Regions from separate parts of the Mus musculus genome. Here region 2 is linked to region 1. The links are chromatin loops, found by intact Hi-C in ENCODE. Cell type or tissue: heart. All regions are shown on one strand. Each heading gives the region's core, and the rest is flanking DNA. Links, peaks and the distances in the headings are about the cores only. Region 1 overlaps Rcc2 (regulator of chromosome condensation 2). Region 2 overlaps Arhgef10l (Rho guanine nucleotide exchange factor (GEF) 10-like).

Region 1 (16,268 bases), core at 5,292-13,291:
GACCTCCTGGGACAGAAGGAGCAGATCCCGAACAGCACTCTCTAGACAGAGACCAGCAGGGACAGATGGACGGACGGCTCCCGTCCAGTACATGAAGTGAGGGGCGGTGTCTGGGGTGACCTGGACAAAGCAGGTTAGTTTTGCGGAAGCCCTGCCGCTACAGAAGCTTGTCTCTGGACAGACTATTGCTGGACAGACGGGGGACAGTGAGGACTCTGACCCTTCCCAGCAGGCCACGGCACTGGCCGAGACAGACACCTTGCAAAGCCAGAAGCGGCTGTGAAGCGCTGGGGCGGAGGAAAGCGACAGACTGGGTCATTTTTGGCATTTTAACATAGAGACGGGAACAGGCGTCACAACAGCAAAAGCAAACCCATGACCCTCAAGACCAGACTTTGACTTTCCCATCCACCCCCCTCACACTTCCATCCTCAGCCCCTCCCCCAAGCACCACTGAACTAATCCTAGTTAAAGCAGTCAAACCAGCCCGGACCCTCTGGAAACCAAGGCCCCGACCCGAGCTGCTGCCACACTCGGGCCCAGCGAGGAGGATCCGGGAAAGGCACCTCGGAACTCAGCCACAAAGTCAATACCAGGACGGGCTCGGCAGAGGGCACTTGGGGGAGGGGGCGTGGTGCGCAGGATCTGCACTGACACGCACGCGGGGCAGGGGATTTCATCAAGAATCCCAACTATTTGGTACCAGAGCCAAGCAAATGCAAGCAGAACACTTGGCCAGGACAAGAGTGGCCAAGTCTCAGAGCAGGGCGGCCATCCCAGGCAGAGGGACAGCAGGAGCACACGGGCAAAGCACACAGGCGGCAACGGAGGGCCACAGAGGACCGAGGACACATCTGACTGCTGGATGACCAACCTCTAACTGCCCACCCCATACCCCACGGTCCCTATTCTCATCTGGACTTGAGAGCTAAAGTAGATACAAATGGCTAACATAGACCCCAAAGCCCCACCAGGGGGAAGATGGCTGCTTCTACAAATGCTTCAGCCAAAAGGCCCACATGGGCCTTGCAGACAGCAAGCCAGGAATAGCTATGAGGGGAGGTGGCAGAGGCAAGTGGGAGGGCCCACAAGCAAGTGACCGGGTCTCTCAAAGCGGGCAGGCAGGAATCGGGATGGAGACCGACCACCAGGGATTGGCCTAGCGGCTGCTGGTTCCTGAAAAGGCCGTTTCTGTCTGGGAAAGTGACAGTCCCTCTCTCACGTGGCACCCACTCGGATCACAATGCTCATCACGGCTGGAATGGGAGGGCAGGACAAGGACACTCAAGAGCAGGGAGAAAAGAAATACAACTTAAAAATAAAAAAACCTACATCGCTCAGAGGTCCTGCCTATCTCGTAGAAAGGCAGGCTGGCTATGAGCAAATGTTTTAATCAAACATTGAGGGAAACACTTTGGAAAGCATACAGAAAAAGGTAGTTAACGTTGAATCGCTTGGAAACGGAGCCTCGGGGAGGCGAACCCAATGCACCCTTGGTCAACTTTTGCTTCCTAAATTCCTTGTCTGACTTCTGGTCCCAGTGCACGTGGAAAGGACAGCTGCCACGAGGGGAGGGCCGGCCTGCTCAGAGGGTGCGCGGGGTGTACTCAGGTAGCCTCTGCAGCTTCTCCTTCTCAGCCTCGCTCTCGTCTCGCGCTATCACCAAGGAGTGTGAATAGCCCATGGCCACCTGAGGAAGCACGACGGTGTCAGCAGTGCAGACATGCCTCATCATGTATGCCAGACACCACATGCTGGCCTGGCTTGGTGAGGGTCAACATGGAGGGAAACTGAGCCTTGAAAGGAAACCCTTTCCTCCCCACAAACCCTGGTGTTCAGGACTGAGACCACCCAAGCCCCACACCCAGGCCTGCAGGAAGCTCAAAGAGCCCTCACTGGGGTGTGGCTCTACACTGTACTTGCCCCCAAACACAGGCCAAAAGGTATTATCTACTCAGAGACTAGTCCCTGGTCCTGGCCAGGATCTCAGAATAAGGGGAGGAACAGTGTGTGACCACAGCACCAGGAACATGGCTGGGGACTGGCCAGCACTCCTCTGCCTTTCTTCTGCTGAGGGCTATACCCTCCCAACACTCTACACAAGGACAGACATGGCTCAGCAGTGACCCCACAGACATGATGAGCCGGGACAGGCACAGGCCCTCACCTGTTCGGAGAAGATGCCATCCAGAGTCTTCACCTCCTGGGCCGCAGTAGAAGACTTGGGCTTGTGGTCCCCATACCCCTGCGGAGATAAGAAGAAGCAATGACGATTCGAGGCCAGCCTGGTCTACAGAGTTGAGTTCCTGGACAGCCAGGGCTACACAGAGGCAATGATGAAACTCAGCCTGTGGCACGTTCCAACACAAGAGAGGTGCATGTTTCCAGGACTATCAGCCAACTGTGGGTAATAGGACAAAATGTGTCAGGCATTTGGTGACAGTGCTGATAAGCCACTGCAGTCAGACCCACACAATCATAACCAACATGCTGAGACATGCCGACAACACAGCAGCCCTGACAACCTCAGAGAAGTTTCAAGTGACTAAGAACTGCTGGAGCATGGGGCCAAGGGCAGGTCCCAAGGCCTGTCCTGCCCCTGATTCAGCTCCTGCAGGCACCCCTTCCTGGCCAAGGCTTCCCAAATCCACGACGATGCAAAGTTGTGTTTAGGGAGCGTTTTAAAACATTAAAAAAATTTTTTTGTGTTTGGATATTTTGCCTGCATGTCTATGTACCACTTGAGTGCTAAGTATCTACAGAGGCCAGAAGTGGGTACTGGATCCCCTAGACCTGGACCTACAGTCGTGAGCCACCATGAAGGCTCTGGAAATCAAACCTGTATCCTCCGCAAGAGCAGGCAGTGCTCTTAACTGCTGAGCCATCTCTCCAGCCCCCAGAGATCAACAATTTTTTGAAGCAGGCAGGGTCTTATTGCTATGAGGCTCAGGCTGGCCTATAAGTCACTATTCCAGACGTTCTACCATGACGTTCAGGCTGTCAAAAGACCAGTCTTTTTTTTTGTTTGTTTGTTTTTAGACCAGGCTGCCCTGGAACTCAGAAATCCGCCTGCCTCTGCCTCCCAAGAGCTGGGATTAAAGGCGTGCGCCACCACTGCCTGGCTCAAAAGACCATTTCTAATGGCTCCCCAAAACGACCCGTCAGTCATGTGTAGTGGAGAACACCTTTAATCCCAGCACTTGGGGGCAGAGGCAGCCAGACCTTTGTGAATCGAGGCTAGCCTGGTCTACACAGTGAGTCCCAAGCCAGCCAAGGCTACATGTTGAGTTGCTAACTTGAAAACAAAACAAAACGCAGCATCCATCTTCCTCTGAGAAAACAGAAGCAGAGGAAGACCCACAGTCCCTTTTGCCATAGTCTCTCTGCTTTTTACAAGGGGTCCCTTGGAGGTCAGTGACAGCTTGAGGGACAAGAACAGCCCTGCTTTGTTGAGCCCAAAGAGAAAACTTTTACTCCCAAAAAGATAAAGTAAGAAAATCAAGGGCCAGCAGCCTTTAACACCAGCACTCGGGAGGCAGACTGAGTCCAAGACCAGCCTCTGCAAAGTGAGTTCCAGGACAGCTGGGGCTACAGAGAAACCCTGTCTTGAAAACCAAATCAAAACAAAACAAAGCCGGGCGTGGTGGCGCACGCCTTTAATCCCAAGCACCTGGGAGGCAGAGGCAGGCGGATTTCTGAGTTCTAGGCCAGCTTGGTCTACAGAGTGAGTTCCAGGACAGCCAGGGCTACACAGAGAAACCCTGTCTCGAAAAACCAAAAAAAAAAAAAAAAACCAAGCCAATCAGAGTCAAGGGCCAGGCCACACTGAGGGTGTAACCCTGGCCACAGGAGAAACATAAAACCCGCAAGCCAACCTTGGCCTCCTCACAGAGGTTCCAGTGCACGGAGCTTCGGGACCTATGGACAGGGCAGCTGCACAGTGAGAAAGAAGCAAGGGCGGTGCCTTCCACTCTTACTCCAGTCTCTGGCACTGAGAACAAACTAGTGACCTGACTTGGAGAAAATGAAGAACAAAATCCTCCAGGCACCTGTGTGGCTGGCTTAATGACACTGATCCACAGAGCACAAGGATATGGGCCTGTCTGCCTATGAAGCACAAAATCTGGAGGTCACAGGAACCAGGGCGACTCATGCAGCGTAAGACACTGCCTCCTGCGAGTATAGACCACGGGTCCCAACCACAAGAACAGTCCTGTCACTGTGGCCTGCCACCCTCTCTACAGCAAGGCCAGCAGCCAGCCAGGACAAGTCTTAACACTTAAAACCAAATGTGACCGGCCCACTGCTGGGACAGTCTTTAGTGGACAAGGACACCGCCCACCCGCGTACAGCTCTTCCCGGGCGTGCGTGGCTCACCAATTCCCCGAAGGTTGGCGATGGACCCCAACTGATAGTACTCTCGTCCGCAGCTACGATGATGCTGCTCTTCCTGCAAACAGGCAGATGCTGTCATCACCACCCAGACCAGGACAACCCTGCAGTGTGACAACCCACCTCCATGCTAACTCATTACAGTGTTAGTGGCTCTTTCTTCCCAGACAGGGAGGGGCCACATTTGTTTGCAGATCAATACCAAGGCCAGGGCCTCACTGCCCAGCTGGGTCCTGGGGCTCTCAGAGGGAGCCTTTGGGATGGGGGACAGACAGGGACACAAGGACCAGGAAGCAGTAACTAAGCTAACTCCTACACACCCTCATTCGTCACCTGTAAGTACTGGGTGGCTCAGGAGCTCTTCAGTAAGTCCTCTCTCCAGCGTGTTGACAAATTAAAAGCCTACAGTCTCCAAGCTGAGCGAAAACTGCCACCCTCTGCTTTTTTCTCCCCAAACAAAAACTTTCAAAATTACTTTCTGTGAAGGAAGGAGCTGCCTGTCCTAGCACCTACCAAGCCTTAACTCTCCCCCTCTCCCACATCTGTGGGGGTTTGGTGTCGCCTATGTCCAGCCAGGAAGACTCAGATTCAGCAGGCACAGTGCCATCCTCAGGAAACAGGCACACAGAGCAGGCACACACCACATGCCCTGGATACAGCCACTTACCCGCAGGCAAGGCTCCGGATCCGCCAGCCGCAGAGGTCCTGCACTGCCTTCGGGTACATGGTAGACTCTCGGGAGGTATTGGTGGCCCCCCAGAAAAACAGGCCACCTGGAAGGTTGCAAACCAAAGAAGTGTTAGAATAAGCATCTTAGAAAACCAAGTTGAGGGCTGGTGAGATGGCTCAGTGGGTTAGAGCACCCGACTGCTCTTCCGAAGGTCCAGAGTTCAAATCCCAGCAACCACATGGTGGCTCACAACCATCCGTAACAAGATCTGACTCCCTCTTCTGGAGTGTCTGAAGACAGCTACAGTGTACTTACATATAATAAATAAATAAATCTTTAAAAAAAAAAAAAAAAGAAAACCAAGTTGAGGGACAACTGCTTAAAAGGACACTGCAGAGAACAGAACAAGCCAGGGAGGGACAGACATGGCTGTGGGCCTGTGGGAGCAGATGTCCCCAGGAGGAAGCCCCTGCACCTGGCTCCAACTGCGGGGACCTAAGAAACGAGACAGGGGAAGAGGCACTGACCCACTTCACTGACAGCGAAGGAGCAGGTGTAGCCGGCATAGATCTGGGTTGCACCACGCCCCGGGAAGTCGAACAGCTTCACCAGGCGAGGCACCATCTCATCCTTCTGCTCGGCATGGCCCAGCCGGCCATAGCCACCAAAGCCCCAGGAGAACACTCGCTTCTGAGAGTCCAGGACCAGCTGCAGAGAGAGGAGACAGGCTCAGCACACGAGCCACTGCTTCTGACCGAAGGATCCGGGACAGGAGCAGCCAGCAAAGGAGAGGACCTGAGTCCCACAGCCTAATAGATGGCAGCCAGCAGGGGCCGGCATGCACTCCCTTCATGAGGCTGCGATCTTCCTTTCTTTCTTTAAATGCAGAGGCCAAATGGCCATCTGTGGCAACACTGTCTAAACTGCAGAAACAAGGGGGAGGCTCCTGCCACCTCTCTGTGCTTGCCCGCCACAGGTGCACACAGGTGAGACAGGTACAGATGTGCCAGCTGTTTGCAACCTGTCTTGTCTTGTCTTTGACGTTTCACATCAAATAAAGCCTGTGGATGTGTAACTATAGCTAGCTCAGCATGGGGCAGAAGGTGCACAGTTCAAGGGCTAGAACACCCAACACCCCAGAACCAGAGACAGAGAGGCAGAAACAGGCAGAATTTGAGACTAGCCTGGTCTACACAGCAAGTTCCAGGACAGCCAGGGCTACACAGTCAGAACTGGTCTTAAAAACCACCAAACCACACCACCACCAAACCAGAGGGTTCAGCATGTGAAGGTCCTTGACTCGTAAGGCCGATGACTGTCGTGGAATAAGTGTCTCTGATTTACACACGCACACTGTGAATGGTGAGTGCATGTGCACCTGCTAAAATAAAGGGGCTTAAGGGCAGCCCCCCCCCAACTGCTGTCCTTCCAGTTGTTCTGCTAATGACCTTAAGGACCCACCCTCAACAGCCAACCACTCACACCCTAGCAAAAGGCACTGCCTACCATACAGACAGCACATGCGTGCTGTGTGCTAGTGGCAGGGCGCAGACATACGTGTATACTCATGTCTGCAAGTTGTCTGCAGAGGAAAGAGATCCAGACAGGAGACTCAGCCAAATGACATAGCTTGAGTAAGAGATACCAGTCTATACCAGCATGGCTCTTGGTCACTGAGAAAGAAACAAGGCTTACTGTGTGGTTAGCGCCACAGGCTACATCTCGAACCACCACGTTGGGGACAGGTAAGATCTGCCCGTCCTTGGTCTTCTCGATGAAGATGGCCACTCTGCGGGGCACCAGCTCACAATCATATTCTATCCTCTGCGCCCGGGCGATGAACTTGCCATCTGAGTTGTGCCCTGTGGTAAGCACAACAGGCCGTCAGTGACAAAAGGCCCAGGCCCGGGGTACCACCCTGCCCCCAGCCAGAGGCTCAGTCTGCCCAGTTGCTCACAAGCTGGTACCTAACACCGGGCATCCTTTAAAAATGCATATGAAACAAGGACCCCCTACGCCATAGTACAGCAACTTAGGAAAAACCCTACATATATCCGTAAGGACTGGGAGGCAAAGGAAAATGGCGTCTCCTCCTGTGGCTGAGGTCACAACAGTGGGCAGCTCTCATCTTGAGGACAGCCTCCCACGCTCCGAGTTGGGGAGGTCAGAGGACCAGGAGTAGGGGAAGGGCGACAAGATCAGGACATAAAATCTGGAATTCACAACGCCTGTGAGAAGTCATTACAGACTGGGCAGCTGGCACACACCGGGCATGATCCAACCCAGCGCGACATGAAGCCTGCCTGGTACCGGACCACAAGCCCGTGGCCCAAGGACCCAGCCCTCTCTGCCTTCTTGCACTGGTGGTATATCCAGCACTTGGGATGAAAAGGCAGAAAGAGCAGGAAGTTAAGCCGTCCTTAGTTACACAGGAAATCTGAAGCCAGCTCTGACTACACGAACTGTTTCAAAAAACAAGCAAGAATGCGCACGGCCTACTGGCCTACATCTTTAACTGCAGTGCTCAGAGGCAGGCAGATCCCAGAGTTCGAAGCCAGACCGGTCTACATAACAAGTTCTAGGCCGGGGCTGGCGAGATGGCTCAGTGGGTAAGAGCACCCGACTGTTCTTCCGAAGGTCCAGAGTTCAAATCCCAGCAACCACATGGTGGCTCACAACCATCTGTAACAAGATCTGACGCCCTCTTCTGGAGTGTCTGAAGACAGCTACAGTGTACTTACATATAATAAATAAATAAATCTTTAAAAAAAAAAAAAAAACAAGTTCTAGGCCAGCTGGAGATACAGTGAGACACTATCTCAAAACAAACAAAAATAGAACCACCAAACAAACAAAAACAAGCTAGGAGGCCCAGTCCGGACCCAGTAGCCAGGAGGACAGTCTCAGTCCCTGGCAGCAGATCACTACAGTTCCCCGCCAGCCCCTCCCCCGCCCTCATGTTTGAATTCTAAAAGCAATGTTTGCACAGAGGCAAGAACAGAACTGGGGGGTTAGGCTTGCTTTTTGTTTTTGGAGACAACCTTCACTCTGCAGCCCCAGCTGGCCTGTAACCCACGTAAGCTAGGCCACCCTCAAACTTGCTATAGTCCGGCCTCTGCCCCCAGATGCTAGGACCACAGGGGTGTGCCAGCCTGTTTCAGAGTGAACGGAATGAGAGCGTCTGTAGAAGCAGGTGAAGCAGGTTCCTTAGTAGATGTCAACAAGAATTCAGTAGCAGACAGTGCACGCTGTACTTAACTGTCCCTCCAAAGCCACTCCATGGATACCATCCTACCGCCAAGATCAAGTTCCCAACGGCAAACAGGCTGGCTGCAGCAAGATGCTTGTCTAAGGGTGGCAGAGAAGCCGCACACACAGCAGAGAGGACAGAAGCGCACTTCCTGTGCTGGGCCTGGGGATGGCAGGAGGCCCGCCCGTGGCCATGGAAACCGTTTATCCAACAGCCTGAGAACTCCCTGGCAACCAGCAGGGACGTGTGTGCGTAAGGGGCCGGTCCTTCCCATTCACTCTGACGCGAGGTATATTTAGTTCCACAGAGTCACTGTTCCCTGCAGTCTGTGGCCAGTGCAATGCTCTGCTTCTATTTATATGCTCCCATCTGCGCACTTCTAATGACGCCGAGACCCAGCAACCCAGATCCTGGACTGCTGCAGGCTGTTCAGACACCAGTAGGTGGCGCCCACACCTCACCTCGTGCTCAGGACTGCAGAAGGGACTAGGAAGAACTAACTGGCTGCGAGTCTGCGGGGAAAGGAAAATGGAGATCTTGCACGGTCAGCTCTAACAGGCTTGCTGACCTCTTCTGCTCTGTACAGGACGGAGCCCAGTGTGGTGAGGGGTGAGCTGGAGACACACCAGCTGCCAGTCTAGCCAGGATCTCCAGAACAACCTCCCTCTTATGGAACTCTCACTTCCAATAAAGGCTCATTTATATACGCGAAACCGGATGAAAGGGACTCAGCTTTTGTCCTTCTGCCTGAGACTCTTGACACAAATGGATTTCCACACCAGACTCAGTCCTCGAGTCTGCACTGACCCCTGTACCCGGCTGGTTACCGGCAAGCTGTTCTGCTGAGCACGAGACGCACTTACCGGCTAGCCACTGCTATCTGGATCAATTACACTTGTACCATGTGCGTGCAACCCCACATTTACAGCTAGACTACAGAGCTTTTAGAAAGAGACCTCCATACCCAGCTGGCCATACTCAGGGCACCCAAAGGAGTAGAGGTTTCCTTTACAGTCCATCAGCATGCTGAACTCGGCCCCGCAGGCCATCTTGGTGATTGGCTGCCCGTTGTACATTATCTGAAAAGAGAAGACAGCCAACTTCAGCTTCACCAGTCTCTTCCTCATTCTGCCTGGCATCAAACAACAGCCGCCCACAACAGTTCAAAGGCTGCCACTTGAGCGGCTACGGATCGCAAAGCCTAGACTACAAGGGCTCTTAATTGCTGGCGACCCCCATGCTGCCAGGACAGCAGAGGCTGAGACCTTAACCCTGTTAACCCTCCATCATCCGGTGACTCAACCACAGGCATGAACAGAGAAAACTCAGTGACCCCAAAGGTCACTTCTGGTGCTCACACTGCTATCAGCCCCAACTTGAGGCTTTCATGCCGCCCCCAGACCAAAGCTGTCAGTGAGGAGCCAGATCTGAAACGGCTCAAATAAGGAAGAACAAAGACAGCGGGCGGGTGACAGGTTGGTCCCACAGCAGAGTCAGAGACCAAAGGCAGAATCTGGGCAAGGCCAGGCTGAGGCCCAGACAAAGCAGCAAGCATTGAACCTGGGGGATCCAGGAGAACCCGGTGTCCAGGCTCACCCCAACTGCACTGCAGGACTCACAACTACAAGACTTAGCCGCTAACCCCCAACCCCACCCGCCACTGGCCCCAGGAGCAGGACAGGTCGGCACAGTCTGCAGGGAGAGAAGAGAGCCTTGCATCCCCGCTGCCGGGCTGACACAAACAGGCATTCTCTTCTCCTCACTCTCCCTTGCAAAGCACCACTTCTCAAAGCCCGCTGGTACCTGAGCAGGACTTGGGACGGCATCTGTCTGGTTCCCGAGACCCAGCTGCCCCATTTTATTCTCTCCGAAGGCAAACACTGATCCAGTATCTGAAAGGAGACAAACAGGACAAGAAAGGATGGAAGGGTAGATTGCAAGCAGCTCACCCAGCAGGCCGAGCATGGGGCATGTGTCTGTCCATCCCAAGGACAAGAGTGAGGAACAGAGCTGAGCCCTGCCACACGCAGACCCTGGTCTGGGCTCCCAGTGTCACCACAGCCCTGTCACTGCTTCCAGCAAGTAATCAGCTAACTAGCTGTCTAACTAATCAGCTAACTCACCAGGCATCATCCTCCCGACACTGGCTGAAGTGCTCACTCCCAGACAAACCATCTTTGGCGCCTTAGTAAATTGAAAGAAGCCGCCTTCTTACCTGTCAAGGCCAGGGTGTGGTTGCGCCCACAGGCTGCCAGCACGATTGCCTCATGGCTGAGGGCCTCGATGAGTCTGGGGGCTTCCACCCTCTTGGTATCACCATGGCCCAGCTGCCCCTTCTCATTCCGACCTGCAAGGAGATCACAGCTGGCTGGGTAAGCAATGCAAGGACACGCTGGGGCGGCGGCCCCCACCCTCATCCTCAAACCAGACCTTCCACCAACCCGACACCTACTCTCGCCAGTGGAGCTGGCCCCATGAGACTATCCCAACAGTAAGTGGTCAGCTTCAGGGCCGTCCCTACACCGTGTTACTCCAGGAAATGCTTGGTGTGACCTGGGTACTCCACAGGCCTCAAGCTCCAGGAACAGTTTCCGTTCCTTGTAGGGGCTGGGGGACAGTCCCCTTCTCCTCAGGGAGTCTGATGCACCTAGTATGGATCATATCTACTTATCTCTGCACACACATACACACCATTATAAGACCCCAGCCTCATGAGCCCTCATGACAAGGAGAGAATCAATGAAAGGAGGGCTGGCTCCAGGGCCAGCACTGGGCAGGTGCTGACTTCAAGAGAAGCCTGCATACCCCAAGTTTAGTGAAGGCAGGCTGGCTGCAGCTCCTGCGTCTGCGTGAGGACACAGCACAGCAGCACTCTGCCTCCTTCTTGTGCCCTTCCACCAAGTGTCTGGCAGTGGACTCGCGGCACCTCTGGCAGGTCGCCACAGCCCAGCTGCTGCCCCAGGGAGCTCCCTCTCTTACTCTGGGGGACTTATTCCTGTCACAGGGTCAGGCCTGAGATGCAATCTAGATCCTTGCCATCAGAGAAAGGACAGAGAAGCTTTCTCAAGCTGGGGACACTGACATGAAAGACCATGGCCAGTGTTGAGGACACAGCAGCAGGAGGGCCCACACCAACGCAGAGATACAAAACTGGGGCAGATGTTGGTATGTCACCCGAAGCCTGGGAGGATACATTTGGGCCACACACACTTGTGAGATTTTTTTTTTCCACCAGAATTATAAAATTAGCCAAGTGCAGAGAAGGCGGCAGATGTTAATATATTTGGACTCTGGTGCAGCAGCTCATAAAATAAAAAAAAATAATAAAAATAAAAATAAAAACGGCTTGAATAGACCAAACTAAAAACGTCACATGAACAGAAGCCAGGCAAAGGCTGGAAACAAACGGAGAAGCCAACTCCCCAGCTGCCTGAGCCCTGAGTCTCAGATGATGTGCGCCTTAGGCAATACCTCCTGGCTACCTGGGAAGGAGACAGCTGAGTCACCAGAGAGCCTGCCTAAGGGAGGTGGACACTCGGGAGGGATGGACAAAGGCCCAGTCTCAGACCCGAGGCTAGGAGCCACAGGGACCCAGCCACCACGCCTTGTAACAAGACACACCAGCTTCAAAAGCCAGGGGCAACGTTAGCGATGGCACACAGACCTCACGGGGGCACAGGAGCTAAAGCAGAACAATGGCTGGTGAAGGGACAACACGGCAAGGACAGACGGCCGGTCGGAGGGATGGCAGCATCAGAAGATCACACTTGCTTCAAGTTCAGGAAAACATTCACCAAGGTGGAGTCAGAGAACGGGGCCAGTGAGATGGTGCACGGGTAAAGACTTGCCAAGTAAGCCTGGGGCCCAGGGTCAGCCCCTAAATACAAGTAGCAGGCAAGAACTGACGTAGCCATGGACCAGGCAGAGGACAGCCTCTTCCAGGTGACTTTAAGTCTCTTCAAGCCCCACTTCAGAGCACGTTTCTAACCCACCACACTTACCCCAGCTCCACAGCTTCCCTTCTGTGGTGATGAGGAGGCTGTGGGCAGCACATGAGCCTGAAACCACGGTTCGCACCCGGACTCCTGACAGGCACCCATACCTATGGGGCCCCCACAAATTCTGACCAAGGTTGCGGTACGCAGCTGCAAAGGGAAGAATACAAATCAAATCCCACAGAACATGTGAGGAGCACCCAACAAATCAACCAGGGGTCGCAAAGGGACACCAGCATACCTACACTAATGGCGACAATCTCTCTCCTCAGCCCTACAATCCTACACTACGGGACAGGCAGGGCTGGCCTTTCTGTACCCATCTGGGGGACACAGAATGCTTGGGTGGTCCTGTTTACCCTCCTCTTGACTCTACCCCAGACTTCCCCTGGTCCCCTTACCAGAAAAAGTCTTTCTCAGTGCGCCCCTCCCCCCCCAGCACCTGCTTACTTGGGGGACCTTGCCACTCACCCCTGCAGAGTCCCCCCCATACCCGGGAAGCCTGGGCTGCTGGCCGGCTTCATTCCCCAGCATATCCCCCAGGCTCTCTGGGAGACCAGGTCGGACTCTGCACTGTACTTCCAATGTGCATCCCACCTACTCTAACTGCCTCCCCCGTCACGTGACAGGCCTCACAAGTGCCACTCCCACGTCCCTGAGACAGGAGTGTGGCTTTTCTTTCACCTCTAGAACAGCTGTGGGCAACTTGAGAAGCTAGCCACAATTCAGATGGCTCACACACAGCCTGCTGGCAACTAATGGAATGGTTTCCCACGGGTCACCCCGAAGGGTTCTCTATGCCTACCTCACCAGCAGCACTCTAACCCCACCTCCCGGTCCCCTGCAGCGCAACAGGTACCTAGCATCAGAGGGCACCCTGGGACCCTGCAGCCACCCCACTGAAAAGTACTTTAAAACAGAATCAAACAGCATCGATATTCCAAGGGATGAACTGAAATGCTGGCCTCTCAGGCTGTTAGAACTGAAGAGAAACCCCAATCAGCCCTGAATCACGGAGACCAACAGACGCAGGGATAAAGGCGGGCAGCACTGCATGGCTGTCACTCTGGAAAACCAAGCAACCGCTAGTGGTTTTCAGGATTGTGAGCTGCAGCTATACCAGGCACCAGCTGGAGTAAAGAAATGGCCTGGTTCTTGAACCAGCTGGCCCGGGGGAGGGGGGCCAGGGGGGTCGGAGTGGCTCTCCAGCACCCCTGCCAATGCCTATCTCCCTGAAGAGGGCACCATTGTCAGCCACAATAACATAAGGATCTCTTTCCCACTCCAGGGACCCTCTCCCTCATTTCAGTTCACAGGTCACAGTCACAAGCTGGCAGTGGCTTCGGCTTCAGAGCTGGACTGGTAGCCATTAGTCCCATGGTTTCCAGACCCCCAGGACCCAGTCCTCACCATAGGCTACAGCAGGGGGCCCATGCGGGAAATAAAGAGTCCCCTCCTCTACCTTGCCGCCTAGCAGCTCCAGGAAGAGGCCACACAGGCCACCTGGCCAGGCCTAGAGGTTACAATTAACAGTCAAACTACTCACACCAACCCAGAGGCAGAAGGGCCAGGAAGGCGAGACAACCCCAACACCACTAGCCCGGTCTGCTCTGGACTGGCGGCAGCACAGCTCCGGGGCCACAGAGGGCACCGGAAGCAGAGGGTGACAGTCAGGTCAAGGCGTCCTTGCCATATCAGGGCAGTGGATACAGCAGACAGCAAGAGCCTGTGTGGCCACTCTGCTCTCAGGACTGGTGTCCATGGCTGTGGTAAAAGATGGCTATCTTCCACACAAAGGAACGGCATCTGGTCAGCTCCATCCATCCCATGCAGGACCCACGGCCGTCTTCCCAAGGCAGGGTGAAGGCCAAGGCCCCCAGGTTTGGGTGTAGGGTGTGCGGTGTTCAAATATTTGTTCACCGACAAGTACTTTGGGCGTGTTTCCAAATAAAACCAACAGCCATAAAATGAGGCACTGAGCCAGCCCTCTTCTCTCCAAGGGGCCCCTCAGGATGGCACCCTGTCTACAGGCAGCTGGACACAGGTTACTGGGTGGGACTGTTCCCTGCTCGCCACAGTGTACACGTTCAGCTGAGTTGTGACAAGCCTTTACATCGCTGCCCGCCACGTCTGACATGAATATGGGGCCTCATGGCACCAGAGAACAGAACTGGCCGCCTCTTTGTAGTGAGAGGAGATCTCCAGGACTCAGGGAGTCACGGCTGTCTAAGGACTCCATTTCCCGAGCAACACAGAACTATGAAGGCACAGACATGCAGGGAGACCAGGTTCAACTCAACTGCAGCATCCTCCCCAGAGTGGCTCTGTGGTCTTAAGCAATTCGCAGGGCCTTCTCTTCTCTGCTCATGTCCACGAACCCCAAGAACACCTACCTGGTGGGCGGAGCAGCACCCCACTGGCCACCTGATTTACCTTACCTTGCTGTTTAGGCACTTCCTTCCGTCCAATCAAGTCCCAGTTGGTTGCCCCAAAAATCAAAAGCTGCCCTTTGCACTTAGACCCTTCAAGTTTCTAGAGAGAGAGAGAGATAGAAAACCAAGAATTAGCTCGTTAAGGCTGCTGCTGGCACTCCACAGCTATCTGATGAAATAAAGAGCTGGGCTCTCCCGCAGCCCAGACTAACCTGGCACACACATCTTCTAGCCTCAGCCAAGAGCTGGGGTTGCAAGTTGCAAGTGTGCACTGTCACACCTGGCTTAAAATAACCCTGTGTGGGAGCTTTCACACTGCTTAGAGGTCCCATCCAATCCCCCCGCCACCACCACATGCTCCAAGGCAGATGACCTCAAGCCCACCCTCAGAATTCCCCATGTTAAGTCCGAGCTCAGCACCAACACTGAGCCAAAGCAGAGCTGGGCTCTGATTCCATGCTAGAGTCATGCACAAGACCAGCCCACCAGGCTGAGACCCAGGAACCTCACAGCCCAGGCCAGCTCTGCAGTCCCCACTACCAGCACCACGGTGCACTGGCAACCTTCATACCTCAGGCCCTGCATCCCCTCTACAGAGTTACCATGGCATCAGTCCTGTGTGCTGCCCACAGTAATGGGATTTTTAATACAGAAGGGGTAATTACAGCCTGATTTCACCAGGGGGTAAAACAGGGTGGGCACAGCTTTGGCGGGGCAGCAGGGTCTGAGGCAGAGGGCCTTCCATGGGTTCATCCAACGCTGTTTACGGAGCCCCCTCACTAGAGCTCCCAGCTAAGAGCCCGACTCCCTGTCCCCTCCATGTTTAGAGAGGAATTTTGCTATATAGTTTCTTTGACTGCCTCTAAATCACAGTGGTCCTCCTGCCTCAGCTCCCTCAGCATTGGGACTACAGGCCTATGACCATACCTGTCCAGTCAGGGTACTTCAATTCTCCCACATTCTTACACAGAAAAAGATCAGGGCTACTGAGCCTCAACCACCTGTGCAGATCTGACATCTCAAAGGCCACCGCCACCACACAACTGTGGGCCATGCCCACACCATTGCGCATTCGCTTGCTCTCTGGCTCAAATGTCAAAATACATTTTTCTTTCCTTTCAACTTACATTTGTGGGCTCCTGCTCAGTGAGGTGAAAGGACTCATTACGCAAGCCCAATGACCTGAGTTCAAATCCTCAGGACCCATGGAAACAAAAAGGTGTGCATTTGAGGAAATACACTTGTCTTTGTTTCAGACAAGGTCTTACTATGTAGGTAGCCCAGCCCGGTGTTAATTTGTCTACTCTTCCTGCCTCAGCCATCCAAATCCAAATGCTGGGATTAAACCTGGGTTCCAAATCTACCCTGCAGGGCTTGGAGAGATGGCACAGAGGGTAAGCACTCACTGCTCTTGAGGGCCTAGGATCAGGTCCCAGCACCCAGACCAGGTACTGGCTCACAACCGGCTGTAGTTCCAGTTCCAGGGTTCTGACACCCTTGGGCCTCTGAGGGCGTCTGCACTCACGTGG
Region 2 (16,268 bases), core at 4,133-12,132, 160 kb after region 1:
GACCCAGCCGCCTCTTTCAGGTCCTCTGCTCACAAGATTCTGCTGTGGGGCTCCTCCCTGGTCTGGAGGCAGCGAATAGCCCACCCCGCAGGCAGGCAGGCAGGCAGGCAGGCAGGCAGGCAGGCAGGCAGGCAGGCAGGCAGGCAGGCAGACTAACAGGGAAAGGCCCTCTCAGAGCTTTGTAGGACTTGAGTATCCTCACTTTACAAACAAGGAAGTGGGGCCAGGCTCAGGACCCCTGAGCTTTGCTTGTGAGCGTCTCTGCAGGAGGTGGGATCTGAGCAGTGGGAGTCAGGGAACCGCTTGCTCGCTGCTTGGCTCCTCAGAGCGTGGGCCTCTGAGGTCGGGAAAGAGGTCCAAGAAGAGAGCAGGGCCCTGATGTTTGAATGTGGGCGGCTGTAGCTTGAGCTTCGGAAGGTGTCCCCTCCTCTGCTGCCCCCTCCTCTGCTGCCTCCTCTCCTGTGCCTTATTCTCCTGGGCACCTAGAGACTGAGAGGCACTGCCTTGCCCACTTCCAGGGGGTGGGCTTACTCACAGGACTCTAAGGGGCCCTGCTGCTCTGAGGTGACTTCCAGTCTTCTCTATTCCTCCCTCCCTCCATCCTTCCCACCCCTACCCTTCCATCCTTCCTCCATCCCTCCCTCTTTCTCATCCCTCCTTCCTTCCACCTTCTCTCCTTTCTGCCCTCCCTCCTGTCCTCCCTCCTTCCTCTTTTCCTGCCATGTGTCCACTCTGCAGTCATCTCCCGAGTGAGTGCCCACCAGCCGTTGGGGAGAGACAGTATGAAGTCCTTTCCCCTAGCTCTGGAGGCCAGTGAATCACTGGCAGCTGATGGTGCCAGGATCTTAGCTGGGCATAAAGCCAGGGGTGTTGGGGGTGCTGGGACTGGGCTGCCAAGAATGGCTTAGCTTCTCGGCCCAGGTGCCCCCTGCCCATCACAGAGGGTGGAGGGAGGTCCCCCCAAGTGGGTGGAGTTTGCCAGGCCACAGGCCCCTTCCAAGGCCTTCTGTGGAGCTCAGCTGCTATACCAGGCACTCATAGGTCCTGCCTTGTCTCTCTGTCCACAGGTCTGGCCGGCCCATCAGTTTCATGGTGGTCTTCATCACCCCGAACCCCCTGAGCAAGATTTCCTGGGTCAACAGATTACACTTGGCAAAGATTGGACTAAGTGAGTACAGGCTGGGGGCAGAGCCAGGGCGGGGCAGGGAGAGCAGCTGGGGTTGTGAGCTGGAGATGGTCAGTGAACAGGGCGTGTCCCAGTGGGAGGGAGGCGGTGCCATGCAGACCACTCCCTCCCTCTCTAAGCCTTGGCTTTCTTGTCGATGAGTTATTGGGATTTGACACAAACTGAATTAGCTGCCAGGGGGAGGTGATTCCTGCCTGACTGCTAACCAGCTGAGGGAGCACACGCTGGTGGCACCTAATCACCACTGATACACATCTCAGTACGTTAAAATAAATAAATACCAGGCTGGAGGCTTGCAAAATCCCACGGACATCTTTTTTTCATAAGCTCCCTGAGGTAGGTCTTTGAGAACTTAAAAAAAAAAATCATTGTGGACTCGGGCCCAGAGAGGTGCAGTAACTTTTATGAAATCACACAGCAGGTAGGGTTAGATGTAGGATTCAGACACCAGGCATTGTGCTTCCAGGGCCTCTGCCACTTCCCAGGGCCTCCACCACCTCACTTGCCTCTGTCCCAACCCTGCCAGATTAACATGCAGTGGGTTGTAAGATTGTATCTGTTTGTTTTATGGCTAGGGTCCTGGACAGTCAGGACTGTATGGTAGAGGTCTAGCTGATACTGGGAGCATCTTTGTTTACCTTGACTGTGTATGTGATCTTTCTGTAGATGAGTTTTTTTTTAATTTTTTATTTTATATACGGGTGTTTTGTCTGCATGTGTATCTACTCCACATGCATGCAGTACCCTCAGAGGCCAGAAGAGGGCATCAGATCTTCTGGAACTGGAGCTACAGATGGTTGTGAGCCACCATGTGGGTGCTGGGAATCGAACGTGGGTCCTCTGGACAAGCAGCTGGTGCTCTTAACCACTGAGCTATCTTTCCAGCTCCTCCAATAGGTTTAAAAAACATTCCTGAATGAGGAGTCAGGCCTCTGTCAGCTGCCTTTCATTCATTAAAAACCCTTTTCATTTGTCTCATATAGCAGTGTGTGTATGTGTGTGTATATGTGTGTGTGCATGCGTGAGTGTGTGATGTGTGCATGTAAGTATGTGTGTATGTGTGAGTATATGTGTGTGTGTGTGTCAGGATGCGTGTGTGCGCACAAGCATGCATGCGTGTATGTGTGTGCATGCATGTGTGTATGTGTGTGTGTGAACATGTGCATGCATGTGTGTGTGTATGTGTGTGAGAGCATGTGTATGCATGTGTGAGTGTATGTGTGTCTAGGTGCGTATGTACACAAAAGCATGCATATGTGTATGTGTGTGTGAGCATGTACATGCATGTGTGAGTGCATGTGTGTGTGTATGTATGTGAGAGCATGTGTATGCATGTGTGAGTGCATGTGTGTGTGTGTACTCGTTCAGAGGCCAGAGGCCAGCCTCAGGTGTTCCCCGGACACCATCCACTTTAAAAGCCAAGACCACGTGTGTGTTTGTCTGCATAGATGTCTGTGTACCACTTGCATGCCATGGAAGGCTGGAAGAGGATGAAGAAGCCCCTGGAAATGCAGTTATAGGCAGTTGTGAGCCATCATGTGGGTGCTGGGAACTGAACCTGGGTCCTCTGGCAAAGCAGCTCTTAATCACTGAGCCGCCTCCCCAGCTCCCCATGTTTGTTCTAGGGCTGACTGAGTGAGCTAGGCTGGGCGGCCAGCAAGCTGCAAGGGTCTATTAGTCTGTTCAGTACTGCAGTGACACTCATAGGTGACCATTTCCAGCTTTGTTTGCTCCATTCCCTATGTAGCCCTGGCTGTCCTGGAACTCACTACGTAGACCAGGCTGGCCTTGGACTCACAGAGATCCACCTGCCTCTGCTTCCCCCATCCCCTGGTAATTTTAGGCATAAAGGACCCTGACAAAACTCAGAAGGCTCTCTGCTCTCGAGGAACTTGAATTTGGGATGGACACACGGACATTAAGTGGAGTGCTGGACTGTGAAGGGGGTGAAGTGGGACCATGTGGCTGTCACTAAGAGTGAGGGCTGTGTCAGGGAGAAGCCATGGGACGATCTGGGCCAAGTGATCCAGGTGTGGCAGCCACAAGTGTGCAGGTCCTGGGGCAGCAGCAGTGGGTGGTTCACAGTGGCCAGAGCAGGGTGTGTGTGTGTGTGTGTGTGTGTATGTGAGAGCATGTGTATGCATGTGTGCATGAATGTGTGTGTGTGTGTGTGTATGTATGTGAGAACATGTGTATGCATGTGTGCATGAATGTGTGTGTGTGTGTGTGTGTGTGTGTGTGTGTGTGTGTGAAAGAGCTAGGTGTTGTCTCAGATGGCCATGGTGTTCTGTAGAGCAGAGGTGAGACTTGCAGGCGAGTCTAGAAGGAAGACTTGTTAGAGGAACTTGTTCTGGGTGTGCGCTGAAGGTACTCACTGGAACATGGGGAGCCTGGGTGGGACATCACAGTTGGGTTTGCATCCAAGTGAGGTGTTCTGCTGCTGGGCACAGGGCCCCGGGGAGGATGGGGAGGGGTGTGTGGCTCTGTAGGAGCTGGGATTAGAGGTGTCTGCTTGGTCAGTGCCCTGGCTCTGGGTCTAGGGCTGGTGTTGCCAGACCTGAGCTCTTCAGAGGGTGAAGAGAAGGCTTTATTTAAGATAAGACTTGGAGATTCTGGCCCTTGGAAGGCTAAGGTGGTGCCCCCTGCTGGGCCTTGGGGGCAGGAACATGCTGCCTTCCCAACTATGTACGGCCAGGTGGGCCAATGCCTAAACCCATTGTAAGCCCCTCTCTGCCTCCCCGCACCCCTGCCTCCTTACCCCTGCCCTCCTGCCCCTTCCCCTGTACCCCTCGTCCCCCCCTCCCTTCCTTCCTTCCTTTTTGTTTCCTTCTTCCTTCCTCCTTGTCCCCCTCTTCCTTCCCTTCTACTGTCTGGATGGAGCTAGGGCTTCACACATGCTCGGCAAGGCTCTCGCTTGACTAACATCCTCACTTCTCCTTTTCCTTCTGTTTTGAGGCTGGGGAGGGGGGCCACCCCTGCTCCCTGAGCTGAATTTACTTTGTCACCCAGGCAGGCTTTGAACTCACCACCCTTCCACATCAGCTCCCCAGGTACCTGAATCACAGGCCTGAGCTCCCAGGCTGGGTTTTCAGGCAGTGTCCTAGTAGAACCTGGACGGTCTGCGGAATTGGGCTGATTCTGCTGGGCCTGGCACTGACTGAGCCCGTGGACTGTCTTATCTCCACGCATAGTCACTTCAGCAGCCTTAATAGGAGAGTCGTTTGAAATTATATTTGAATGCTGGGTCCCCTAGGGCTTGAATAACTTGTGCTTTTCATTTGGCTGCTTTTGTTTCTCATCTGCAGTGTCGTGTGTGTGTGTGTGTGTATGTGTGCGTGCGCGTGTGCACGCATGTGTGTACATGTATGTGTGTGCATATGTGTGTGCATGTGTTATGTGTGTATGTATTTGTATATATGTATGTGTGTATATGTATGTGTGCATGTATGTATGTATGTATGTGTATGCATATTGTATGTATGTATACATATGTGTGTGCATGTATGTGTTTGTGTGTGTGCACACATATATATGTGTTTTTATATGTGTGTGTGCACGAGCATGTGTGTGTTTGTGTGTATGTGAGTGTGTATATGTGTGAGTGTATGTATGTGTGTGCAAGCACATATATGTGTGTTTGTGTGTATATGTGTGTGAGCATGCACAAGCATGTGTGTGTTTGTGTGTATGTGTGAGAGTGTGTGTTTGTGTGTGTGTGCACAAGCATGTGTGTGTGTGTATGTGTGAGAGTGTGTGTTTGTGTACAAGCATGTGTGTGTGTGTGTATGTGTGAGTGTATGTGTGTGTGATGTGCAAGGAGCAAGACCATGTTAAAGATGTGCCAGTCCTTTATCGTGTTTAATTTTCTTCTGCATCAGCGAGTCAGGATGGCAGCCCCCCCAAAGACTGAGTGAGGGACAGGAAAGCTTTGGCCTAGAAGGGGATCCTTTCTAAACACTGGCATTACCCTGTGATCCTGGGAAAGGCAGACCTCCTTCCTGAGCCCCAGTTTCCCCATCTGTGACAAGACTGGATCTCTAAGGACCCTTGCTTATTGCAGTACGGTCTCAGGCACACTGGAAGGTTCAGCAGGTGACTGGGCAGGCCTTATACCATGCGACCTGGAGCTAGAAGACACTGGTCCATAGTTCCAAGGCTTCTAGGCTGCTTTGTCCTGCCAGCTGTTAGCACCCAGCTCGGGGGGAATCAGAGAGTAGGGACCATGTGGGTGTTTCAGGCCACAGGGAGTGCAGGGAACTGGGGCGTTGGGTGTGTGTGGCAGCCCTGCACCCAGGAGTTTCAGCCTCCCATGGCAGTGCAGAGCTGGGCCAGACTCTGCCCCACCCATCACAGCTGCTAGCCTCTATACATAGAGGCTTGGTTATGGGTACACACAGAGGGCTCCAGAGAAGGAAGGAAAGGTCGGGGCTCTCAGAATTCTGCTGCCACCCCCCACCCCAGTTCTTAAAACTCTGCTCCCCGACCCTCATATCCCCAGGCCCCAGAACCTTTCCCTGACTGCTCTCCAGAGAAGGCCTGGGTGTGGCAGGCCCTTGTCACACCCACACTAGGAGGAGCCTCAGGGGCTTCAGGCAGGAGGCTGCACACAACCTGGGAGTCTCCCCGTGTCTCCTCTCTGGTGTAGCCTTCAGCTCTCTGTCTTCATGTCTACTCAGTACTGATGCAGGCCTGCAACCTTCGCCCTGGGAAGCCTGACTGTGTCCTAGGTCTAAATCTCATTAACTCTGCAAACCTTCCCTGTGCTAGGACCCCCTAAGCCAATGGTTCTCCTGGGGCCTGGGGATGTGAGTGAGGGTCAGGAGAGTCTTGAGAACTGGGGTGTAGCAGAACTGAGGAGAACCCCAACCTTCCCGGTACCGTGACCCTTCAGTGCAGTTCCTCGGGTTGCGGTGGCCCCTAACCATCAAATCATTTCAGCTGCTTCCCCATAACTATAATTTTGCCACGGTTATGAATCGTAATATAAATATCTTGTCTTCCGTTGGTCTTAGCTGACCCCTGTGAAAAGATCATTCGCTCCTCAAAGGGGTTGAGACCCACAGGTTGAGAACCACTGCTCTAAGCTTTTCCTGAATATGGTGGCCCTCTTCTCTGGGAAGGGGTACGAAGCCCTACACTCCAACTGGGAAGCTGTGGCCTTCAGCTGGCTTCCATGGATAGCATTGAGCGTTTCAGGGTGGGGTGGCTTAGGGGAAGGATGCTTGGCCTGGTGACTGGCTGTGACTGGTGACATCTCCCTGACTGGCTGTGACTGGTGGCTGTGACTGGTAGCATCTCCCTGACTGGCTGTGACTAGTAGTGTCTCCCTGTATCAGGCCGGCTGATGAGGAGGCCCTGAAGATGGCCGCGGATGTGGGAATTTTGAGACCAGAGGTCCGTGATGGTGAGGACCTCACCCTGGAGGCCGAGCACACAGCAGGGCTAGAGGTGGCTCAGCCTCTCCTCAAATTGTTAAGACCTCACTGATGGTCTTTCTAGGCTCCCCCCAACAACTCCAAATGACTGGAATTTGGTCCCCTGATTTCTAGATGGGGCAACAAGCTCATTGTCACACAGTGTGTTGAAGGCTGGGGTAGGTGGTGCCTAGGGTGCTTCTAGTAGGTTTGAGGAGATGCTTCCTAGGCTGGGGGAGGGGGTAAGGGGGGAGGGGGAAGGCTTCCATCCCTAGAGCTCCCTCCTGTGCCACAATGGCTCTTGAGTACCATGAGCGTTGCCAAACACGGCCCTAAATAAGCCTCCACTTAGTGTCAGTCGAAATCACCACTGTGCCGTTGGTGCGTCACCTGAATGTCACCTACCCCAGGTAGACTTTCCATGTTCAGTGGCCACAGCCTCCTCATCGGGTCTCAGCCGCTCTGGTTTTGTGACAGGGACAATGGCAGCGACAGATGGGGAGCCCACAACTCCATTTTCATTTAGCAATCTCAGTTGCACACAAGAAAGGCACCATCTGGAGGGAGAAGGTCAGATCGTTAAAAATATATATGGTGATGAAATGCCAGGGTCTGATAGGCTGGGGGGGAACAGGGGGACAGAGGGAGGAGCTGGGGGGAGCTGTGGGGGTGGGTGCTGTGCGTTCACCTATCTGGCTGTCAGGTGGGTGAGCGTCACAGGTCTCCTGCGTGGCATGGTGACTTTGGCTGTGAGTGTTCCCTGGGCAGGGATAGCATCTTAAATTGGGTTGTGTTTATTTACTGCTGGGCCTTAACTGAGAGGTAGCAGGGCAGGCCTTTTCCCACCGTGGCCTGAGCGTACTGTGCATCCAGCCCAATGGCTTACTTTCTTTACTGCGGTTCCCCGATGGGGCGACTTGTATGCATGTGCGGAAGTCGTGCTTGGCCTGACACATCTCTCACATGCTGGCTTTTTCCCCTCTTTCCCGTGACAGGGATATAGGTTTTATGGGACAGTTTCCAGGGCCCAGAGTGTGAAGGGCCACTTCTGGGGCCCATTAGGAAATGCTGTCACTGCTGAGGGCTTCAGACAGGGATGGGAGCCATCGGGGTCCCCGGCCAGCCTTTGTGCATTATAGGGAGCCTACAGCTTCTCCAGTGTGGTGGTCACCCATGTGACCACTCCAGTCTCTGTGACCCAGCTGGCGTTTGGGCTGGGTCTCTCTCAGGAGTGGTTCATCATTACACAGGCCAGCCTTTCTCTTTGGCCTTTCGTAAAAGCTGCTACTGTTGTGTTTGCATAGAAAGCACATGGATAGATAGTTTTGGCCTCCATGGACCAGCGGCACGGTAGAGAGCCTCCTGCTTCCACATCGCATGCACACCAGAATGGAGAAGCCCGTGGAGGAGCAGAGCCAACCCCGTTCCTTCAGTTATAATGCCTTGTGCCTCATAGGCTCATCTGAAGGGAAAACCACATTTAACCTCTAACCTCCCACACAGCACAGCTTAGCCCAGCCGACCTTTAGCACGTCCGGGTCATTTCCATTAGCCCAGGATCGAAGTGTGTGCTTAATCAAGTGTGTGTAGGCCATGTATATAAATAGCTGGGATAGAGCTCGGCTGTAATGCTTGCCTGGGCATGCCCAATATCCCGGGTGCCATCTTTAGAAATGAGGACAAACCAAGTTTGGATGCATGGACACACGTACATACATGCACGCATGGGAACCATACACAGGTGGGGGTTGGGAAATGTGACAAGATCCAAAAAGGCAACCTCCAGAAATGCCTGGTGTGCTGAGGTGGGTGACCTGGGGCTGGCTGTCTAGCATCTTGAGAGATGGCGCCACCTAGTGCCAGTCCAGGGAAGATCAATGCTCAGAATCCAAGGCTAGTCTCCGGCTTTCTCACCATGGCAAAGTGGATGGACTTAAATTGAGTCGCCCCAATCTGGAGACACTTGCAGTAATGAGGGATGTGACAGTTCTGGTGGGTTGGGACTGTTGAGAAGGGAGAATGGGGATGTGGTTAGGAGAGGAGCCCCCTGCAGAACGGGCTGGGGTAGCAGGGCAGCGTTCCCCGTAAAGGGACATCAAGAGCTGCGTGCTGAAACTGCTGACAATTGTGGAGCCTGGTGATCAGGAGATGCGGCTGGGAGGGAGGGTGGTCCTTGTGGCTCTTCTAGAAGAGTCTAGGGCTTACTCCAAGCCAACCAGGACACCACTGGTATTTTCAAATAGGGAGCAATGGGGTTCTGTGGAGGACTGGCTCTGGAGGCTGGGTGGAGGGCCGGTCACACATCCAAAAGAAGTGTGCCTTCCTGTTTTCCACCAAGGAGGAGTGTGGGCCTTAGGGAGGCTGTTGTCCCAACAGTTGATGACCTCTTCATGACCCCAGAGTTGTAGGCTCCCTGAAGGTTGGCATCTTCGGACAGAGCTAGCATTGGTCTGTGACAGCACACTGGGACTCAGAGTGGCCTTGTTAGAGTAGGCGTGGCCTTATTGAAGTAGGTGTGGCCTTGTTAGAGCAGGCGAGGTCTTGTTGGAGTAAGTGTGTCCCTGTAGGTGTGGCCGTATTGAGGGGTGTGTGGCCATGTTGGAGGGGTGTGGCCTTGTGTTCTTGTAGATTTAGTGTGAAGAACTTGGTTATTGGAGCCTAGAAGCCCCAAGTCCCCATGTGGGTCCTGCCTCATGCCAGTCAGGACCTAGTTTTGCTTCCTAGTCCCTCAGTGTCACCTCTATGGTGATGAGCACTTTATCCACATTTTATTACTGTGAATGCTGGCCAGGTTTTTTGTTTTTGTTTTTAGGGGGGATCATAGGTTTAGGGGTACATTCCACCATGGAAGGAAAGGAAGGCGTGAAGGCAGGGCCTTGAGGCAGCCGGTCACATCACATCTGCAGCCAGGAAGCATAGAGAGGTGGATGCTGGAGCTCAGCTCACTGTCTCCTTTCTGTTCAGCCCAGGACCCCAGCCTAGGGGATGGTGCCGCCCACGTTCAGGGTGGGCCTTCCCTCCTCAGTTAACCCAGGCTAGAAACTCCCTCACAGATTTGTCTCCATGGTGATTTAAGAGACTGTTAAGTTGCACTCGGTGTTAACCATCACACCTTGGTGCTTCCTGATACAGGGGCACACACACACACACACACACACACACACACACACACACACACGTGTCACACTGGCTGCTGTGGTCTGGTGTATAAGAAAGGAAGGCTTCTTAGTAGGCAGAATTTCTGGGGCTGATATTAGTTTCTTTCTGCCCCTTCCTCTCATTCATTCATGAAAATATTAAAATTTTTTTATGTATATTAGTATTTGTCTGCGTGAAATGTCTGTTCATGTTTGTGCCTTGTTTGGATCCCTTGGGCCTGGAGTTATAGACAGTTGTGAGCCATCTGTGGGTCCTGAGAATCAAACCTGGGTCCTCTGGAAGAGCAGCCAGGGCTCTCAGACTCTGAGCCATCTCTCCAGTCCCCTTGCCATTCATTCTTTGAGCCTGTGTGTTCTGAACTCTTAGTCTATGCCGGACGCTGCTGCAGGGTTAGTGGTGTATGTCGTAACCCAGACCCCGGCTCACAGCTTACGACCGAAGGACCTGTGGTGACAAGTCACAACTGTGTCTGTAGCTGACACTGATTCAGACGGGCATACAGACACCAAGGGAAACAGGACAGGCTTCGGTGACATTCAGAGGGGCTGTCATAGCCAGAGTGGTCGGGAAGGGCGTCTCAGAGGAGGCTGCCTTTGAGCAGAGCCTCCCCATCAAATGAGAAAGCACTGTCTGCTGGTGTGGATCTGCCCGTACCAGCAACTGTTAAGTCCAAAGCCACAGCGTCTGACTCAGTTCTTGGACACAGGAACCTTTGCTTAGCCTTCTCCAAAGGCTCCCATTCCACTCAGTGGACAGGTCTCACCTGGTCCAGTCCCGGCCTGGAACTCGCTGTGGAGCTGAGGGTGACCTTGAACTTCTGATGCTCCTGCCTCCACTTCTGAGGGCTGGACTATGGGTGTGTGCACCACACCTGATTCGTTCCATGCTGGGGATAGAACCCAGGAACTCTTGCATGCTAGGCAAATGCTCCATAGATGGAGCCACAACATACATCTAGATCTAGCCTTAAATCTCATCCCCACCCCGCTCACGGCTAGACCAGATGGCCATTGAGCCCCTAAGGTCTGTCTGTCTATACCTGCTGTCACCGGGGTTACAGGTACTCACTATCACAGGGGTGCTGAAGATTTGAACTCAGCCCCTCATGCTTGCACAGTGAGCGCTTTACCTACTGACCGTCTCCCCAGCCCACTCACCCTTTCACTGGCAAAGGAATTGAGACTCAGGGGGTTGGAATGTCTGCACAGGTTGATCCATGGTAGGGTCAGGCTGGGACTCTGCCCTTGGGTTTCCCAGATCCTCTGCCCGTGGTCCATAGACCAGTTCATAGCCCGATGCTCAGCTTCATTTCCGACCAAGCAGCATGTGGGGTGGGGGACTGATCAGAGCAATGAGGTCACTGTGGGACCTAGCCTGCTGGGGTCTGCGATGACTCCCAGGGCTGAGGGCCAGTCGCTATTGCTAGGGCTCACACCCTGACTAGTTTCATATACCCATTTCCTCTTGCTGCAGGGGAGGAGAACCAGCCAGGATGGCTGTGTCCCGATGAGGACAAGAAAAGCAAAGCCCCGTTCTGGTGCCCCATCCTGGCCTGCTGCGTCCCCGCTTTCTCCTCCCGGACCCTCAGTCTGCAGGTGAGTGGACCCGGCGTGTGGTAGCTGTGGAGGCCCTGCCTAGCCTGGGAGAACCAGTGTCTAGGTAGAGTTGTCACAGCTGGAAAGGCATGCCCAGTGTCTCAGTCCAGCTTAGAGACCCAGGGGGCCAAGCCATTTGTTCTTGTTCTGTGAGCTAGCTTTTCCGCGGAACGAACGAGGTCTGTGTGAGAATGACCAGCATGGGTCACGGGGTGGAAAATTCCATTATTTTGTGATAGTGGATACTAGCAACCTCATCTGTTGAAGTCTTGACTTTGGACTGTGCCCGACGCCACCAGGCCAAAGGGCTGCTTTGGTGGGACTGCCCTCATCCTGGCATGCTCTGTGACACTCATACCCTCTTACTTGCCCACTGCATTCTTTTCGTGTTAGCTTTACTTCTTATAATAGTGGTTAGAACGGCATTTCACAGGAGACGAAGGCCCAGCCAAAATGACAGTCAGTAAGGGGTTGGTTTCACCTGATGACAGTCTCCATGGTATTAACCACCAGGAAGCTCGCCCCCACAGCCGTCACTTGTCCCTTATGTCCTGGCAGAGCCCGCCCCTCCATCTGGAGCAACCGTTGTCTATCCTCTCCCAAGCAGATGAGGACCCTGAGCTCTGGGACGGGCGAGCGAGCGTGGGACCCAGCACAGATAAATAGTCGCAGGAGCCGTGCGGGCTGGGCTGTAGACTGGGGCGCTAAGAGCTGACAGAGCACCTTGGCGATGTAAGTTCATCGTTCATTCCTCCATTCATCTGTCTGTTCACGGGTCATCCCTGAGCACCTATTGAATGCTAGAACTGGGTGTGCAGTGGTGACCGGGACGTACGAGGTCCCCGCCTCATGCGGCCTTCAGTCTAGTGGACAAAGACAGGCAGGACCTCAGCACGCAGAAGGGAATCGAGGGGAATATAGAGAAGAGACACAGTAGGCATGGGGGAAATGGGGGCTATACAGTTAGCAAGTTCAGGGAGGCCCCTGAGGAGGTGGCATTAAACAGAGATCCATATAGCAAGAATGACACACACCCCAGAGGGCCCTGGGGACCCACATTCTAAGTGACCAAATCAATATGGAGCAGACAAATCAAAAAGGGAAGGCAGGGAATAGGATTGAGCTTGGCTTAATTGTCTCTTAAAGGAGCCATCTTCTAGTGCTGTGACAGTGGCTGTTACATTGCAATGTGAGTTCTGGAGGGGACACTGAGACTCTTGGCTCTGGGTGATGAGGCTAGGCCCTGGGCGAGGGAGACCGCGAGAATCTTGTAGTGTTTCATTCCCAGAGTCCCTATGGATCCAAGGCAGGCAGTGGTGTCATCTAGAACTTGATTTGAACCCGTGGAGGGGGGCTTTGTGCATAGAAGAGGAGGCCTGGAGTCCAGTGCAGGGGCCCTGCCAGAGGCTGGCCCAGCCTGGGCCCTGGAGGCCAGGGCTGGGAGCAGGGAAAATTGAGAAAGGCTGTTTCTCCTGCTGCCGATCGAGCCCCACCCAATCAGGATAAAGAATAAAGCCTCGGAATACCTAAAATTTATCTAATTCTTTGAGATTTGATCACTTTTATTTTCTGTGTCTGGGCATTTGGCTGGCATGCTCTGTGTGTGTGTACCACATGCATGCAGTACCCACAGAGACCGGAAGAGGGCATCAGATCCAGCTGGAGCTGGAGTTACAGATGGTTGTGAGATGCTGTGTGGGTGCTTGGAACTGAACCCAGTTCTTCTGCAAGAGCAGTCAGTGTTCTTAACGGATCTGCTGAGCCATCTCTCCACTCTCCCATGTAATCGTTCAAAGGAAAGTTATCCTGAAGAGTATGGGCTGCCTGGGCCTTTTTAAAGGGAAATAATGAAAGAGTGGGGGTTACCTGTGTGCCTTGGAGTGGAAGCCAGTGTCTGTGGAGGGGAGATTGTCTGGGTCGATCTTGCATTGTTTAGCCAAGGGTGACCCTGGGGTGTGGCCTCTGCAGGTACACAGGCCACACCCAAGTGAACTGTCATAGGTCAGAGAGAGATGGCGGAGTCCCCTAGCAGACTTCTGTCTCATCTGCCGTCCAGAACGTGGGAGGATGAGTGAGGGCCCGTGTATCTCCTCACTTGGAGCTAGAGGGCTCCAGAACACGTGGACTGGCAGAGGAGCCCCACATCAGCTGAGAGAGACAGGCATGAATATCTATGGGTAATGGGCCTGAAGGAAGGGGCTCCTGGGGGAGCCGCCAGAGCCTGTCTTGCCGTATTTCCTGGGCTGTTCTAGCTCAGCCCTGCCCGCCTCCTACCTAGCCCAGACAGCTGTGCCCCATCAAGCGCTGCGCTGGCAGCCGGATGAATTAGAGCGGAGACTGCCAGCCTTGTCCAATTACTGAGGGAACAGATGTGTATGCAGGCGGCTGCCCAAGCTTCTCTTCCACTCACTCGGGCTCTCAGGTGGCCACAGGAGTGGGCAGCCAGCCCATTTCTTCCCCCTGAGGAGGCTCGAGTTGGGCAAGGGAGTTGCTGGCCTCGCTTCTTTCCTGGGCAGACAAGACCTTGGCCTGTAAGTGCTCGGTGAAGTGTGTGTTGAATTCTGCTTTTCCTGGGGTTGAGAGTAATGCTGTCTTCAGAGCGGACAGCTGTGTTCATGCTGGGCTGTGCCAGACCCCCGTCTCGGAGGAGCTGGCCATTGGAAAAGGGCGAAGACTGGGAGCCTTCCTGCTGGAGTTGTTTCCTGGCCTGGAATGCCCCAGTCGTGTGACACTGGAAAGCATTGTAGTTCATAGTGTAGCAACACGTCTTTAGTACCAACCAGAGAGACAGTTGTGCCCCCCTTACTGGGTCACAGTGAGGATTAAATTGTATGGTTAAAGGTCTGGAGAGATGGCCTAGTGGTAACTGCTTCCCACACTAACAAGAACTTGATCCTTGCACTCATATAAAAGAGATCGGTGTGTACTGCTAACCTGTAGCAATCCCAGTGGTGGGGGAAAGAGACAGGTGGGGCTCCAGGCTCAGTGAGAGACCCTGTCTCAAAAAAGAAGGTGGACGTTAGTTGAGAAAGATACCCAGTGTTGACAGTGTTGACTGTTGACAGTGTTGACAGTGTTGACCTCTGACCTTCAGACACTTGTGTGCACACATATGCATGTGCATATGTGTGCACCCCTGATGCAGTTGTGTCCGATGCACTCAAGGTTCAAGGAAGAGAGGTGAACATCCCAGCAGGTCCCCTGGGGGTTCCCACAGGCTGTGGACCGCTGGAGTGTCTGAGGGTTCTTTTTGGGCTCTTGACTCCATTCCAAAGTAGGGGCAGTGGGAGGTCAGGGGAGGACATGCCACAAACCAGGCTTGTCTGAAGGCCACAGGTTTGGGAGGGTAGAGTGTGTCCATTTTGAAATGCTTTAAGTTTTAAAAATTACATTATTTATTTATTTATTTACTTGGGGGGGGCTTTCCATGGTGCGCATTTGGGTATCCATTTTCTTCTCCCCTGCCCCCATGTGGGCTTAGGGCATTGAACTCAGGTCTTTGGGCTTGGCGGCAAGCCCCTTTACCTGCCAAGCCATCTCTCAGGCTCTCTGAGATGCTTGAGGCTTGAGTGCCTTGTAGCCTGGCCCCACAGAGGGCATATAGCCAGACAACTTAGTCCTCAGATTCCCAGGTCGAGAGCCTCTGTTCTGATGGTCACCAGCCTACATTAGCCAGAACTGGTAATAGTTTGTTTTCTCTGGCTATAACAAAATACTTGAGGTTAGACACTGTAAAAAGGAAAAAGGTTTATTTGCCTCACTGTTTTGGAAGCTGGACAACTCATGTTCAGACAGCCCCAGACCTTTCCCCGGTAAGGTCTCAGGGCCATAGCATTATGATAGGATCACATGTGGAGGCCAGTGTTTGGTGAGACTAGAAGGCAGGGTTCATGGTCAGGCTGGTTCATTAGGTGACAGCTTACTCTCAAGGGAATGAACTGGGGTCCCATGAGAACTGCATTCATCTCTTCTTGGGATGATGTTCCCAGCATCTAATCACCTCCCTCTATGTCCTGCCTCTTAAAGGTCTTGCCCCTTTGCCCTGCTACCCTGAGGACCAGGCTCCTAGCACACTGGCCTATGGAGAACCCATTCAAGCTGTATCCGCTGACCTGCTGGCTGTGTAGTCACTCAGCTGTGGTTCATGCCAAGGGCTGAAGAATTCTATGCAGGCCCTGAGAGCCTCAGGGATGCTGGGTGCCAGGCATCCGGGCCTGTGCTCCACATTGTTTAGCTGACTTCTTCAGGCCCTAAGAGCATCCCAGCCAGATGTCAGGTCCCCACTTACATACAGGGAGCTGGTGTATGGTGTAGGGTTGGAGCCGAGGCTAGCTCCATGCAAAGCCTGCCTCCTTTCTCCAGCTAGTACCCTGCCTCTCTCGTGCGCCTGGCTTCCTAGAAGTCGGCTTCCTGTCACAAGCAAGCCTGAGGTCTGGACAAGTGTCCCTTAAGGAAGTCCATGGTTGTCACCACCATCTCAGACCCATTTCTGCCACTCACCTGGCCCACGGGAATTGCCATGGTGATGCCTGTGTCTGGGCTATGATGTCATTGTCAGCCAGCACAGACATGGACGCAGAGGTTCTGGCTGCTTCTTGATCAGTGTGGGACACTGTAGTACTGAGGCCACTGTCCTGGGACTTCCAGGTAGAGAGAGTTCTAGTCCTGCCTCTGCCCATAACATGCTGTGTGTCCTCAAGCCATCCCTGTCCCCTCTCTGAGCTTCAGTCTGACCGCTACATGAGGAGGGTGTCTGAGGTAACGTCTGGCTCTCTCGCCCAGGATGGTTAGAAATTTTGGTTAGAGTGTCCCAGCAGAGCGGGACCTGCAGGCTCTTCACCAGCAGAGGGCAGCACCTGTCAGGGAAAAGGCCCAATGTTTGTCTTTGTGTCCATTGACACAGAACCTTCCAGC

What was found. A loop is a pair of places that touch in the nucleus more often than their neighbours do. Peaks named below come from ENCODE experiments on the same cell type or tissue, not always from the same donor. Only the 100,000 strongest peaks of a DNase experiment are listed, where the experiment ranks them.
Region 2: it touches region 1 in a loop (2.8-fold over the local background); 3 of 42 quality-filtered maps call a loop at or near these places.

Annotation. Positions count from the first base shown.
Region 1 is chr4:140,706,522-140,722,789 of GRCm38, reverse strand. Rcc2 (regulator of chromosome condensation 2) reads right to left here. Exons shown (of 13, transcript NM_173867.5): 3 at 14,746-14,839; 4 at 12,314-12,457; 5 at 10,528-10,659; 6 at 10,116-10,204; 7 at 9,277-9,391; 8 at 6,758-6,924; 9 at 5,590-5,770; 10 at 5,060-5,165; 11 at 4,378-4,450; 12 at 2,168-2,245; 13 at 1-1,690. The coding sequence ends at 1,586. Among named protein-coding and RNA genes, the nearest start is that of Rcc2, 13 kb to the right of the region's middle. In heart, for the core only: a CTCF peak has its summit at 8,730 (motif pointing right); a DNase peak (open chromatin) is centred at 8,589; H3K27ac peaks cover 991 bases.
Region 2 is chr4:140,547,614-140,563,881 of GRCm38, reverse strand. It overlaps Arhgef10l (Rho guanine nucleotide exchange factor (GEF) 10-like), which reads left to right. Exons shown (of 29, transcript NM_001290803.1): 21 at 1,068-1,168; 22 at 11,233-11,354. Among named protein-coding and RNA genes, the nearest start is that of Gm42335, 49 kb to the left of the region's middle. In heart, for the core only: a CTCF peak has its summit at 8,454 (motif pointing left); a DNase peak (open chromatin) is centred at 8,471; H3K27ac peaks cover 169 bases.